Regions from separate parts of the Homo sapiens genome. Here region 1 is linked to region 2. Evidence: chromatin contacts called from ENCODE Hi-C or POLR2A ChIA-PET data. All regions are on one chromosome and are shown on one strand. Each heading gives the region's core, a stretch centred on a gene start or an enhancer-like site at or near the end of the contact. The rest is flanking DNA. Distances are from core to core; before and after follow the strand shown. Region 1 has its middle 100 kb from the start of PPP1CB-DT. Region 2 holds the start of SPDYA (speedy/RINGO cell cycle regulator family member A).

What was found. Hi-C counts contacts between places; a loop is a spot of excess contacts on that map. ChIA-PET counts read pairs that join two places held with the same protein, here RNA polymerase II (POLR2A). Pooled maps may share reads with other maps.
Region 1: a pooled map shows a loop between it and region 2 (2.1-fold over the local background). The contact joins the enhancer-like site here to the promoter of SPDYA in region 2. A Hi-C loop is called at or near these places in 3 of 50 pooled maps. POLR2A ChIA-PET finds 5 or more read pairs at or near these places in 2 of 52 experiments (Caco-2 and WTC11).

What each region holds. Positions count from the first base shown.
Region 1 is chr2:28,645,404-28,652,202 of GRCh38, reverse strand. No RefSeq gene overlaps it. Among named protein-coding and RNA genes, the nearest start is that of PPP1CB-DT, 100 kb to the left of the region's middle. Within about 2 kb of position 2,587, at least 12 of the 41 ENCODE cell types and tissues checked have a DNase peak (open chromatin) inside an H3K27ac peak, as active enhancers do.
Region 2 is chr2:28,806,374-28,812,679 of GRCh38, reverse strand. It overlaps SPDYA (speedy/RINGO cell cycle regulator family member A), which reads right to left and starts at 1,846. Exons shown (of 8, transcript NM_182756.4): 1 at 1,733-1,846. RefSeq lists silencers at 1,816-2,065, 2,096-2,245.

The sequences.
Region 1 (6,799 bases), core at 1,338-3,837, 160 kb after region 2:
GTGGGACGTGGTAATTTCTTTAAAAGGTCAGGGGAAAGTTGACTTTTGAAAATGAATGTTTGGAAATGTTGCCACTATTAAGTGATGCTATAGCTAAAAATGAGCTCCAAGTATATCATGTCTCGTATCTATGTACATTAAAAAAGTCTGGAAGTAGACTTTTTAAACTCTCTCTAAAAATTTCAAAATCAAGAGTATCAGTGGGGTTTGAACTCATTTGCAAAAAATGGAACAGCTTCTCTTCCAGAGAAAGAATACAAATAAAAAAAAACCCACCCCCAAAATATAACTATTAAAATAAATTAAATAAAAAGAACACCTTTCAATTATGTTGCCATCCTCCTTAAAAATGATTGACATAAGCCAGGCGTGGTGGCTCATGCCTGTAATCCTAACACTTTGGGAGGCTGAGGCAGGTGGATCACGAGGTCAGGAGTTTGAGACCAGCCTGGCTAGTATGGTGACACCTTGTCACTACTAAAAATACAAAAAATTAGCCGGGTGTGGTGGTGTGTGCCTGTAATCCCAGGTACTTGGGAGGCTGAGGCAGGAGAATCGCTTGAACCCAGGAGGCAGAGGTTGCAGTGAGCAGAGGTTGCACCACTGCACTCCAGCCTGGGTGACAGAGCAAGACTCCGTCTTGGCGGAGGGGAAAAAAGATTGACATCAGGGAGAAGGGTAGTTTATTGGTGACATTTTAACAGAAATCTTTCTATAGTTGAATGAGAATCATTATTCATTTAATACAACCAACAAGAGGCATCTTCCATTTGGAGTTACCCATCTTTGTAAGGAACCTCACAAGTAGAACTAATCTTACAAGTAAAACTAACGATGTTTTAAATCAAGATTTTAAAAATAGTGAAACATTCAGTCAAAATACTTGCCCTTAACATATTACTGTTTTAGCAAGAGCAAAATGCTTACTTCATCTTAATCTTGTTCTTTACAAATTTTTAATTGATGACTGTTTTGTCATTTATATAGTATGTAAATTATATGTGTATGTAGTAATACCTATATACAGTGAACCCTCCATATTTATGGGTTCTGCATCTGTAGATTCAATCAGTCTTGAATTGAAAATATTTGGAAAAGAAATTGTGTCTGTACTGAACATGAAGAGACTTTTTCCTTGTCATTATTTTCTAAACAATACAGTATAACAACATTTACATAACATATTGTATTGGGTATTATAAGTAATCTAGAGGTGATTTAAAGTATATAGGAGGCCAGGTGCAGTGGCTCATACCTGTAATCCTAGCACTTTGGGAGGCTGAGGCAGGTGTTTCACTTGAGGTCAGGAGTTCGAGACCAGCCTGGCCAACATGGTTAAACCCATCTCTACTAAAACTACAAAAATTAGCCAGGTGTGGTGCTGTGCGCCTGTAATCCCAGTAAATCCCAGCTACTCAGGAGGCTGAGGCAGGAGAATTGGTTGAACCTGGGAGCTGAGGTTGTGCCATTGCACTCTAGCCTAGGCGACAAGAGTGAAGACTCCATCTCAAAAAAGAAAAAAAAGTATACAGGATGATGTGCATAGGTTATATGCAAATACTATGCTATTTTACATCAGGGACTTGAGCAGCTGTGAATTTTGGTACCCACAGAGGATCCTAGAATGAATCCCCATGGGTATGGAGGGACAACTGTGTCTAAAACTTATAAATAAGTCTCTATGTTGATGTGCATGTGCTAATATTTTTTGTGGGTGCAGGTACATTGTCAAAGTGGTGATCCCTGCAGCAGACTGTGAAAGCTTGGAGGCAGTTCCGTGCCTTCCTCATCCAGGTTTCCTCATGGCCTGCACGGGACACATCAGGAGGCTCAGCCGTGTTGGCTGAGTGGCTGACGGAAGGAATGGAGATGTATAGGGGAAAAGGTATTCCTGGCATAGGAACAACAGAAATATCAATTTGGGGTGGGGGAAATACTGAATAAATCATTTGGCAGAACAACAAAAGCAATCAAAAATATGAAAATGGAAGAGGCATGTATGACTAACGCTAATAATATCTAAACTTATTGAGGGCTGATTATGAGTCAGGCAGTGCTCTGGGCTCTACACTCATGACCACCCCAAATTCTCGCACCAGCCTTGTGAGGTAGAAATCAGCCTTAGGATGCCAGTGGGGTTGATTTCACAGGCACCTGTGGTGCATTCTGGAAGGAAGGCTGCCCTGGGGACAATTTGGGAAATTGTGTTTGTCTCCCTAGGGGATTTCAGACCCAAAGAGAATCCTGATCATGTGCCCTGCTGTGTAAAATGAGTTGCAGAATTAGAACCGGAAAAGAAAGGTCGTAATTGAGCCTCCATATATAATGACGTTATCATCGATCCTCTGGTCACAGGAAACATGCTCTGAGCAGTTTTCCCAGCAAGTGGAAAAAACCAAGTTGCCCTGCAGGCATCCTGGCCTCTGCCATGGGGCCATACCACCTTCCTCTCTAGGTGGTTGAGACCTCTTGGCCTCCTCCCTTTTTCTGCCCACAGAGAGAGGACAGAGGTGCTGTCATGGCCTGTCACTCCAGCTTTTGAAGAGCACAGAGAATCAAAGGGTTTAGGCAGGGCCAGCGTTGTGGGTGTGTGACCCATGAGTCACACAGGGACTCATATTCAGAAGGGCCTCATGCTTGGTTTAATGCTCTGCTGTTGCTGTCTTAAAATTAATCATTTTTCAACAAGGGGCCCTATATTTTAACTTCGCACTAGACCCCACAAATTCCACCACCGGTCCTCGGTCTGGGTCAGGATGGGGTAGTCCTGACAGGGGCTGGCTTGGGGGACTTGCTTCAGCTGGTAGCAGACCTCAGGCCCATTGCCACGTTTGAAATCAAGTCTAGAAATGAATTTAACCTCAGACCAGACTGAATATTTGTGTTACAAAGTCCCCTGGCAGAAGTGGCAGAGAAGGCATTTGCCTCCCAGGGTGATTTGGGGCTTGGGGGGTGGTTGGGAGCCTGCCCTTCCTGTCTTCCTGGATGCTGAGATGTTCCTGAAGTTGAGGGCCCACCCAAGATGCTCGCACTTGGAGGCTGTACCATCAGGTGCTTTCATTGGCTTTTTGGGACATTAGTGAAGACAGACAACTCAGAATAGAATTTTTAACAATGCTCAAAAGAGCAGTCAAAGGCAGGCTGTGTGGGTGCTGTGCCCACCCTGGAGTGTGGGATCCACAGTTGCAGCCTTAGTTGTTCCACTCAACAGAGGGACCTCCCTGTAGGCAGTAGCATAAGGCCAATACTTTTCTTCCAGGCTTTGGATGAAAATATCTGGAGAACCAGGGTGGGTGATGTGTGGTGGAGCATGGTGGGGAGGGGCGGGGGTTGGCAGGTCTAATGGACACACTTCCAGCCCAGGCTTGCACACGAGGAATGAGAATAACCACAGCTTCACTTATCAAGCACCTGCTCTATGCCAGACCCTTTCACACACTTTCTCATTTAATCCACAGACAGCCTTTTATCCCATTTTGTTACAGTTGAAGAAATAGGGTCATTCCTAACTACTCAGGATTAGAATCCTTTTCTCACTCCCATCTTATCCCCTACTCCCTGGGGAGTGCGGATTCTTCAGTCATTGAGGTTGATTGTATTTCAGATCTTAATTGATCATAAAAATAAAATTCAAATGACTAAAACATGGGAATATTTAGGGGATTCCTTAATTTCCTCTCCTTTTCATCCTCCTCACTTCCTTTTCTGTGTCTACTCCCCTGAGCACTGTTTGAAATTGTTCTGACAGCAGCATACTTCTTGCTGGGTGACGTAGCCAGGGTCCAATAGTAGTAGACTCTAGGCCTCTCCAAGACAGCAGACAGGCCCTTGCTATGTCACAGTGCCAGTTGCCAGAACAGTGGATTGAGCTTAGAGTGACTTGTTCAGTGTCTTCTGAGCATTGCACGAAGATGGGAGTGGTGGTAGTGGAACAATTGAGTGTCATGCTTTTGCTAAGCCCTGGCAAGCTGAAATGCTTTTGCTAATAGACACAAAACTGGATAATGTGCTATAGGGGCATAAAACCATAACCTTGAGGTTATCTTTTTTGCCGGTCAGAAATCCACAAGTCAACATAATTTCGTAGCGTTAAGCTCTAATTAAATAGTAATAAATGACAAAGTCAAACATAGGTACGGTCTAGATAACTAAATATTTCTTAGAATATTGTTAAATAACATTGACAGGACATGTGGTCACTTATTTCTAAGTTTGAGGTACATTTTCTTAATGATATAGTCGCCCCTCCTTATCCACGATTTTGCTTTCTGTGGTTTCAGTTCCTCAAGGTCAGAAAGTCAATAGTAGCCTAACCTCATTCCCCTCACTTCATCTCATCCCGTAGTCATGGTACCATCTCACACCAACATCAAAACAAGAAGGGTGAGTAGGCAAGACAGACCACATTCACATAATTTTTATTGTATATCATAATTCTTTTATTGTTGTTCATCTCACTTTAAGTTACAAATTAAACCTTATCATAGGTATGAATGTATAGGAAAAAGCATAGTATATATAGGGTTCACCACTATCCATGGTTTCAGGCATCCACTGAGCCACGGGATTCTTAGAATGTATCCCCTAATAGGCCAGCCATGGTGGCCTGTTACACCTATAATCCCAGCACTTTGGGACGCGAAGGCTGGTGGATCACCTGAACTCAGGAGTTCAAAACCAGCTTGGGCAGCATGTTGAAACCCTGTCTCTACAAAAAATAGAAAAATTAGCCAGGCGTGGTGGTGTGCGCCTGTAGTCTCAACTCCTTGGGAGGCTGAGGCAGGAGGATCGCTTGAGCCTGGGAGGTGGAGACTACAGTGAACTGAGATTGTGCCACTGCGCTCCAGCCTGGGCAACAGAGCGAGACTCTGTCTCAAAAAAGAAAAAACAAAAGAATGTATCACCCACTAATAAGCGGGGGAACCACTGTACTGTACTTTGCTTATCTTACAAGTTTGTGGTATGGATCAAATGAGAACATATTAAAATGTTTTGTAAACTGTAAGGTGCCAAGTATATTTTAATTATTGCGATTATTTTACAAAGCCCCTGAATCATATTGTATTGGAATTAATACTGATATAGAAAGGAGAGAGAGAGAGAGAGCTAATTATTGAATACCTATTTTTTGAGTATTGTTTTTATCTCATTTAATTCTTACAAAAAGACTGAAAAGATACAGGACATGCTTCATTTTCTCTGTAAGGATTATAATAGCACCTACTTCAAGGGGCTATTGTGAGAATTAATAAAAAATACAGACTTACTGCTAAAAACAGTACCGGGTATACAGTAAACACACAAATGTTGGTTCACTAAGGGCCCAGCCTGCTATTTGAACACATTTACTGAAGTTTATTTTTCTCTAATAACAATGTATTTCATTTCTGGAAGTTTTATCTGGTTCTTAGTTCTTTCACAAATCTGCCTTTATTTTTAAAAAATAACATGGTGTTCTTGCCTCATGTTTTAAATTCCTTTTGTCTTTTATCTTTCTAAACATACATAGTCTTTTTTTCAGTGCTGCTGTTATATAAAATATGTGGATCTAATCTTGCTAGTTGTTACATTTGATTCTCACAGGGATTGTTTTTCCTAATTAAATGATTTATTAGCTGCTAGAACAAGGGTATTCAATCTTTTGGCTTTTCTGGGACACATTGGAAGAATTGTCTTGGGCCACACATAAAATACACTAACACTAAACTAACTAACACTAAAGATAGGGGATGAGCTAAAAAAGAAAATCACACACACACACACACACACAAATCTCATAATGTTTTAAGAAAATTTACAAATTTGTGTTGGGTGGCATTCAAAACCATCCTGGGACGCATGCGGGCTGTGGGTTGGACAAGCTTGTGCTATAATGTCACACATACACTAGCAAAAGAAATCTTAGTCCCCATAATGTTTTAAATCATAGATTATTGCTGGGCACGGTGGATCACCCCTGTAATCCTAGCACTTTGGAAGGCCAAGGTGGGCGGATCACCTGAGGTGAGGAGTTTGAGACCAGCCTGGCCAACATGGCAAAACGCTGTATCTACTAAAAATAGAAAAATTAGCTGGGCAAGGTGGCGCATGCCTGTAATCCCAGCTACTCAGGAGGCTGAGGCAGGAGAATCGCTTGAACCCGGGAGGCAGAGGTTGCGGTGAGCCGAGATCGTACCACTGCACTCCAGTCTGGGCTACAGAGCGAGACTCCATCTCAAAAAAAAAAAAAAAAAATCATAGATTATTAACTAGAGATAGTTGAGTTTTTCAGACCAGTTGAAAGCAGAGGAACAATGGTGCCATCAGACATTCTAGATCTTTATTTTATACCACATTTATTTGCAATTTGGCCCAATTCACTGCTGGAACCAGTGGCGGTTTTATTTTTCTGGGTTACCCCCCCTACTCTGGGCTCCAGTATTCATTTGGACAAATGTCGCATTATGTAATCAAAGTATAACTCTGGGCCAGTTACTTCTTCCCTGAGTCTTGGTTTCCTTCTCTGTAGAAAGGGAATGGTAATAGGGATGTGTGAAGTTTCATTATTGTGCCCCATGGTGCCCACCACAGCACAAGCACTTTATGTCAACTTTTATTAGCATTTTCTTTGTGCAAATCTTTTCTCACTAACATTTATATTCCCTAGTCAAGTGTAGCCTGATGTTACAACCATCACAACAATGTAATCGCTATCAACTCCTCATCCTTTCCATCATGTCCTCTAACCCATATCTGGCTCATCCATCCTCATTTTTCCTGGTCCCCATATTCACCATGCTCATCTCTCCATCTGCATGGA
Region 2 (6,306 bases), core at 597-3,096:
TCGCCATGTTGGCCAGGCTGGTCTCCAACTCCTGACCTGAGGTGATCGGCCCGCCTCGGCCTCCCAAAGCGCTGGGATTACAGGCGTGAGACACCATGCTCGGCCTCCTTCAGTGAATTTTTATATGGACTCCATGAACATTAAAAAAATCATACCAGGATTCATACTTGAATAGGATGTTTGGGATTTTCTTTCTTTCTTTCTTTCTTTTTTTTTTGGTAAGTAAATCACAAAAATTCTAGAGGCATCTGAAATAACCTCTTCTCTGGGGGGTGATATAAAGGGTGGTGGTTCCCAGCCATAATATGAAACAAGCAGAAGTTGTCTGGGGATTCATTTGCCTATATGAAAAACCTAATAGCAATATCCATTGGCAACTCAGTCAGGACAGGCAAGTAAGCCTTAACTTCCTTATGAATGCAGTCACACACAGAGAATATGTGCCAGACACTGATGAATGTGTTACATGCATTATCTCATTTAATTCTCAAAACATCTCTGTGTGGTAGGTATTATTTTATCCTTATTTTCTAGATAAGAAATTTGAGGCTTAAAGAAGTTAAGAAATTTCCCAAAGGCTCATAGTAAGTGATAAAGCTAGAATTTGAATGCAGAACTGACATCAAAGTCCCATATTCTTTAACCAGTAAATCAGTTTTAAATATTAAATAAAATCATGTGTAAAACACTTGACACATAGTAAGCACTCCAGTATTACTTATCGTCACCTTGCCAAGAAAACAAAACCAGCTAACCCCAGCTATAAGGCGATCTCGGATCACTGCCACCTCTGCCTCCCGGGTTCAAGCGATTCTCCCGCCTCAGCCTCCCGAGGAGCTGGGATTACAGGCGCCCGCCACCATGCCAGGATACTTTTTTTTTAAGTTATTTTTTGTAGAGACGGGTTTTAGCTCACTGCAACCTCCGCTTCCAGGGTTCAAGCGATTCTCCCGCCTCAGCCTCCCAAGTAGCTGGGATTACAAGTGCGCACCACCATGCCCGGTTAATTTTTTTTTTCATTATTTTTTTGTAGAGACGGGGTTTTCGCTGTGGGCTGCTCTCGAATCCTGGCCTCAAGGATTCGCCCAACTCGGCATAAGGCTTTTTAAAAGATTGAGGCTAGGGGCCCTCCAGTCCTACTGGATGTCATGTAAGAGAATCTTCGTGAATTCTGAGAAATGAGCTACGGGCCTGGTACTGAGACACAGCAGCTCAGATCTCAAAATTCTGGGGCAGACGATCTTGGGGACAAAAAGAGGTGTTTAATGGGACATAAGGAGGTAGGATTTATCAAAAAGACCCCCCAAATCTCCATTCCTCCCACAATAAAGGCGGCAGGCACACGTGGAGACGGGAGCGCCTGCCCAGGGCCCTCCCTCCGAGCAGACGGCCGAGCTTCGGGAGCAGCCTCCGGTATCGGCCCTGCCCGTCCTTCCCCTGGAACCTTCACCCGCTACGCCGCCGGGCGGAGGGCGGCCAAAGCCCCAACCTGCGCGGCCACTGCCTCCCTCGCCAGGTCCCTCAGCCCAGAGCCCGCTGCGGGGAGCGCGTGTGTCGTCGCCGCGAAGGCAGCTGAGGGCGCCCACGGGAGGCGGCGTGAGGACGAGGCTGGAGCGCTGCCTTCTCATCTAAGGCGGGCGGTGGGGTCGCCGGCGAGCGAACCCAGGGACCGGGCACACTCGAAACTGGAGATTCGCCTGCGAGGCCCCTTCCCGGGGGCGAGCACAGGTACCTGCGGAAGCCCGGGGCTGCGCGGGAGAGGGCCGGGCAACGGCGGTCAAGGCTCCGTCGCAGCGCTCCTGGCCTCAGACGGTTGCTCGTCGGTCGCTAGCCAGCAGCGGTACCCGCTCTAAGGTCTCCCGCCAACCCGGAGCGAGGGAGCGCGAGGCCGGCAGGGGCCAATCAGCGCGCACAGCCGGCCGAGGGGGCGGGGCCTGCCTGGGAGTGCGCGCCGGCGAACCCCGCCCCTCCCTGCCCCCCGCCCGCCCGAGCCTCGGCCGCGGGCCTCCCTCCTCCGTTATCCCGCCTGCCCGCGCAAAACTCACACAACCCTCTTCATTCGACCTACCTCCCTTGGGCACGTCTCGCAGTCAGGCTTGCGTTGGGGCCGTTTACTTCCCTTCGATTAGACAACCAGGCCCCCGGGGCTGGGGCTGCGGCCTCCCCTCCCCGCCCGGCACACGCGGGCACAGCGTGGTTACCCTGGTTACTCAAAAGGAAGAGGCCGCTTGAACTGAGAAAAGCACAACGTGTGAATACGGTGGCTTCTTGTGAGAAGGGGCCATTCTATTGTAACTGTGAATCTGCAGCAGTAATCTTTTTGGCTTTGTCCTAGCCTTTGACTACGTGGGTGCTTAATACATGCATGTTGAATGAACAAATAAAAAGAATTCTAAACAGCTTTTTGATCCCATCCTTTCCTTATGTCCCTCCTAAGGTATAACCGGCTTTTTCTTTCTTTTTGAGACTGAGTCCCGCTCTGTCGCCCAGGCTGGAGCAGTGGCACGATCTCGGCTCACTGCATACCTCTGCCTCCCGGGTTCAAGCAGTTCTCCCGCCTCAGCCTCCTAAGTAGCTGGGACCACAGGTGCCGCCACGCCCGCCTAATTTTTAAACATGCCTTGTAGAGCAGAGTCCTATGTGGCCCAGGCTGGCCTTGAACTGAACTCAGGCAATCCTCCCACTGGGATTACAATCCTAAGCCACCACACCCAGTGTAAATCTTTTTTTTTTTTTTTTGGTCTCCATATCACGGCTTTTTTCATGTTGCTAGTCTTTCGAAACGTTTTCAATGACTGCATAATATTCCAGAGTGGATGGACCATTTAAGTCATTTCAATATTTGGATTGCTTCCAGATTTTTTGGCTAATACAATGATTACTCTTAAAAGGCAACCTGGCTCTGCCTACTTGTGGTACTTCCAGCAAATAGCTCCTCAATCAGCAGTTCTGAAGAACGAGTTAATTCCTTCCTTCTTGTGCTTCCACACACAGCACAATAATGACAAATTCACCTACAAGTACGAGGAGGGGGCCAACTGGGAACTTATTTTTCCTTACACATGCCCTTGACTCTTTCTCCCTGGCCTATAAATGGGAGAATGGGCCAAGAAGCATCAACTGGTTGTGAAAATCTTGAGGAAAATGGCTGCTTCAAGCTTCATTCCTCTAGCTTTTCCCTAAGGATCCTTCCTGACTTCTCTCTGCTCTTCCCCTTGTTTTTGCAAGGTACCGGTGTTGTGATGATTAATTTCCAGCCTCGAGTATAAAATATTTACTGAACAATTAATGTCCGCTACATGAAAAACACAGAGGCATGGCAAGTACCACAATGATGAAGACAACATGGCCTTACCTTTCTAGAGCTTCCAAGCTAGACAGATATGGACACAACTAAAATACAAGGCACAGTGAGTTGTGCCATGAAGGAAATGCAAGTGGCTGTATAACGCACAAAGTACAGTTATGAGAAGGTTCTTTAGGATCCCAAAATCTTTACAAAGGAAACATGTAAAATTTGCATATAAAAGCCAGCAAATACACATAAATATTCATTAAGCTATCAGGGAAGCAGCTTATTGCTTAAGTTTTGACTTCAAGTAAAGGGTTACTACCAACTAAGCCTTCTTGAGTGTTCTCATTCCTGAGTTTGTTTTGTTTTTTAAACTATGTTGGTGTGTGGAGAAAAGTGAATATACTTTAGAATCATATACACTTGGTTTGAATTCAGGTACTACCATTTTACTAGCTGTATGAACGTGGTCAAATCATTTAACCCTGGCACCTCTCATTAAATGTAAAAGTAGGGTGATACCACCTACTCTGTAAAAGCGTCTGGGGCGAATTTGATAGCGAGCAAACTAGCAGTGCACTGGTCCACAGTAGGTGTTGTTAGCTTCCTTCTTGCCTCTTTTCATTTGACCTGGGATTGGATGAGAACTCAAAACACTTAACTGAACAATTTATTCCTTTGTCTCTAGGCATGGCTTTTCCCCACTAAAAAAGCATTGATTGTCCATAACTTGATCATCTCCTGCACTGTGTCCTGCAGTGCCTCCAGGTTGTCCCCATTCTAATTTCCTAACTCTCCTTTCCTAAATGTATCTCCTATTATCCAGTAAGAATGAGAGAAACACTCATACTTGTTTTGAACTTTCCCACTTCTTTGACCTTGCATATTACTGTAGTGTGCTCTCTTCATCACTCTCATTTAAAATTTCTGTCTGGTATCCAGCCTTTGAGACCCAGCTTAAATTAATCAGCTCATCATCATTTGAGTGCTTAGTAAGTGCAGGCTGTGTGCCATGCTTGAATTCCTGTAGCATTTTCTGAAATTATCATTTATGTAATCTTATTAACCAGCTTTTTAAAATAAAAATGTTTGTGTATACAGATACAATTATATATGAATCGGATCATATACATACTTTAAAAATGTACAAAACAATACATGTAGCATATATGGAGGCTGAGACATAATAAAAACTTGTGAAGCCACCGCCTACCAAAACACATGAACCTAACATCCAAGAGACAGGACATCAACAATACTGTTGAGATTCTGTATGCTCCTCCTTCTCCCATTATGATCCCCAGGAGGCGACTGTTTCCCATTCTCTTTTCTTTGCGTATCCTAAAACACAAGTTTTATTTGTGAACTATTCAACCTCAGTATTCCTCATAGATTTAGCCATGCTAATGCATAACACTGTGAATCATTTTCATTGTTGCTTTCTGTTCTAGAAATATACCATAATATACCAATGCTCCTGTCAATGGGCATTTGGGTCATTTTTTTGGGCATTTGGATCCTTTTGCTACTGTGAATGCCATGGGGAACGCCTCTGCAAGGCCATATTGTTTACAGCTGGTTCAAGTTCCGATTAACTGGTGGTCTGATTGGTGAATGTCTACGACTTAAAATCAAGTATTTTGACTACTTTGCTTGTTAATGCACCATGGTGCACTTTTTCCATAAATGCTTTAAAGTGAAATTGATGGGTTGTAGGGCATGCACATGTTCAGTTTTAAAAGGTTATAAATGCTAAATTCATTTTCCAAGCAGTGTTACCAATTTTAAGAGTTCCCATTAGTTTACATCTTGTCAACTTATTTTCAGGTTTTCTGTGACTAGATGATTTTTTTTTTTTTTTTTTTTTGAGACGGAGTCTCGTTCTGTCACCCAGGCAGGAGTGCAGTGGCGCGATATCGGCTCACTGCAAGCCCCGCCTCCCGGGTTCACGCCATTCTACCTCAGCCTCCCGAGTAGCTGGGACTACAGGTGCCCGCCACCACACCCGGCTAATTTTTTGTATTTTTAGTAGAAACGAGGTTTCACCGTGTTAGTCAGGATGGTCTCCATCTCCTGACCTTGTGATCCGCCCGCCTCGGCCTCCCTAAGTGCTGGTATTACAGGCATGAGCCACCGTGCCCAGCCGACTTAACACAGAAGACAGCTCTGGATTTTCTTTTCAGCACCCTTTTCTAGTAAATGGTTCTACCTAACCTGCTAAACCACTTGAAAGCAGGGATAGTTGCTATGTTCATGCAATATCCCTTCCCTCTCTTACTTGATGGAGTTGTAAGGGTCTTTGAGACAAATTGGGCCAAATTTCTTTCGTGTAATTCTGCACTGAGACCACGTATTCAGCCTGGGTGACTGTTCTTTTAAGTTAAAGAGATTAAAAGCTCTGAGAAGTATCAAAAATAGAACAATTGGCCGGGCACGGTGGCTCATGCCTGTAATCTCAGCACACTTTGGGAGGCCGAAGTGGGTGGATCACCTGAGATCAGGTGAAACCCCGTCTCTACTAAAAATGCAAAAATTAGCCGGGCGCAGTGGCACGCTCCTGTTATCCCAGCTACTCGAGAGGCTGAGGTGGGAGACCTGCTTGGACCCAGGAGGTGGAGGCTGCAGTGAGCCAAGATGGCGCCACTGCACTCCAGCCTGGATGACAGAGCAAGACCCCGTCTCAGAAAACAAAACAAAAGCAACAACAAAAGAAATAGAACAATCATTCTAACAACATAACTGTATTAAATTTCTGTCTAGAATAGTTTTCTCCACTGTATCAGACTTTTTTGTTCCTTACTGAAAAGATAGTTGATCTTTCTCCATACTGCCTATGACATACTTGTGCTAGATGAGGCAACAGCCTCTCCAAGTTCGATTCCTAGTTTTAAGTGCTCATACTTACTGGATGAATTCTGAAAGACAAAATATTACACAAATTATACAACTTTCCTAAAATATGTGAGGTGGCTCACTACAAAGGTGACATTAAGATCAAGAAAACAGAATAGAGA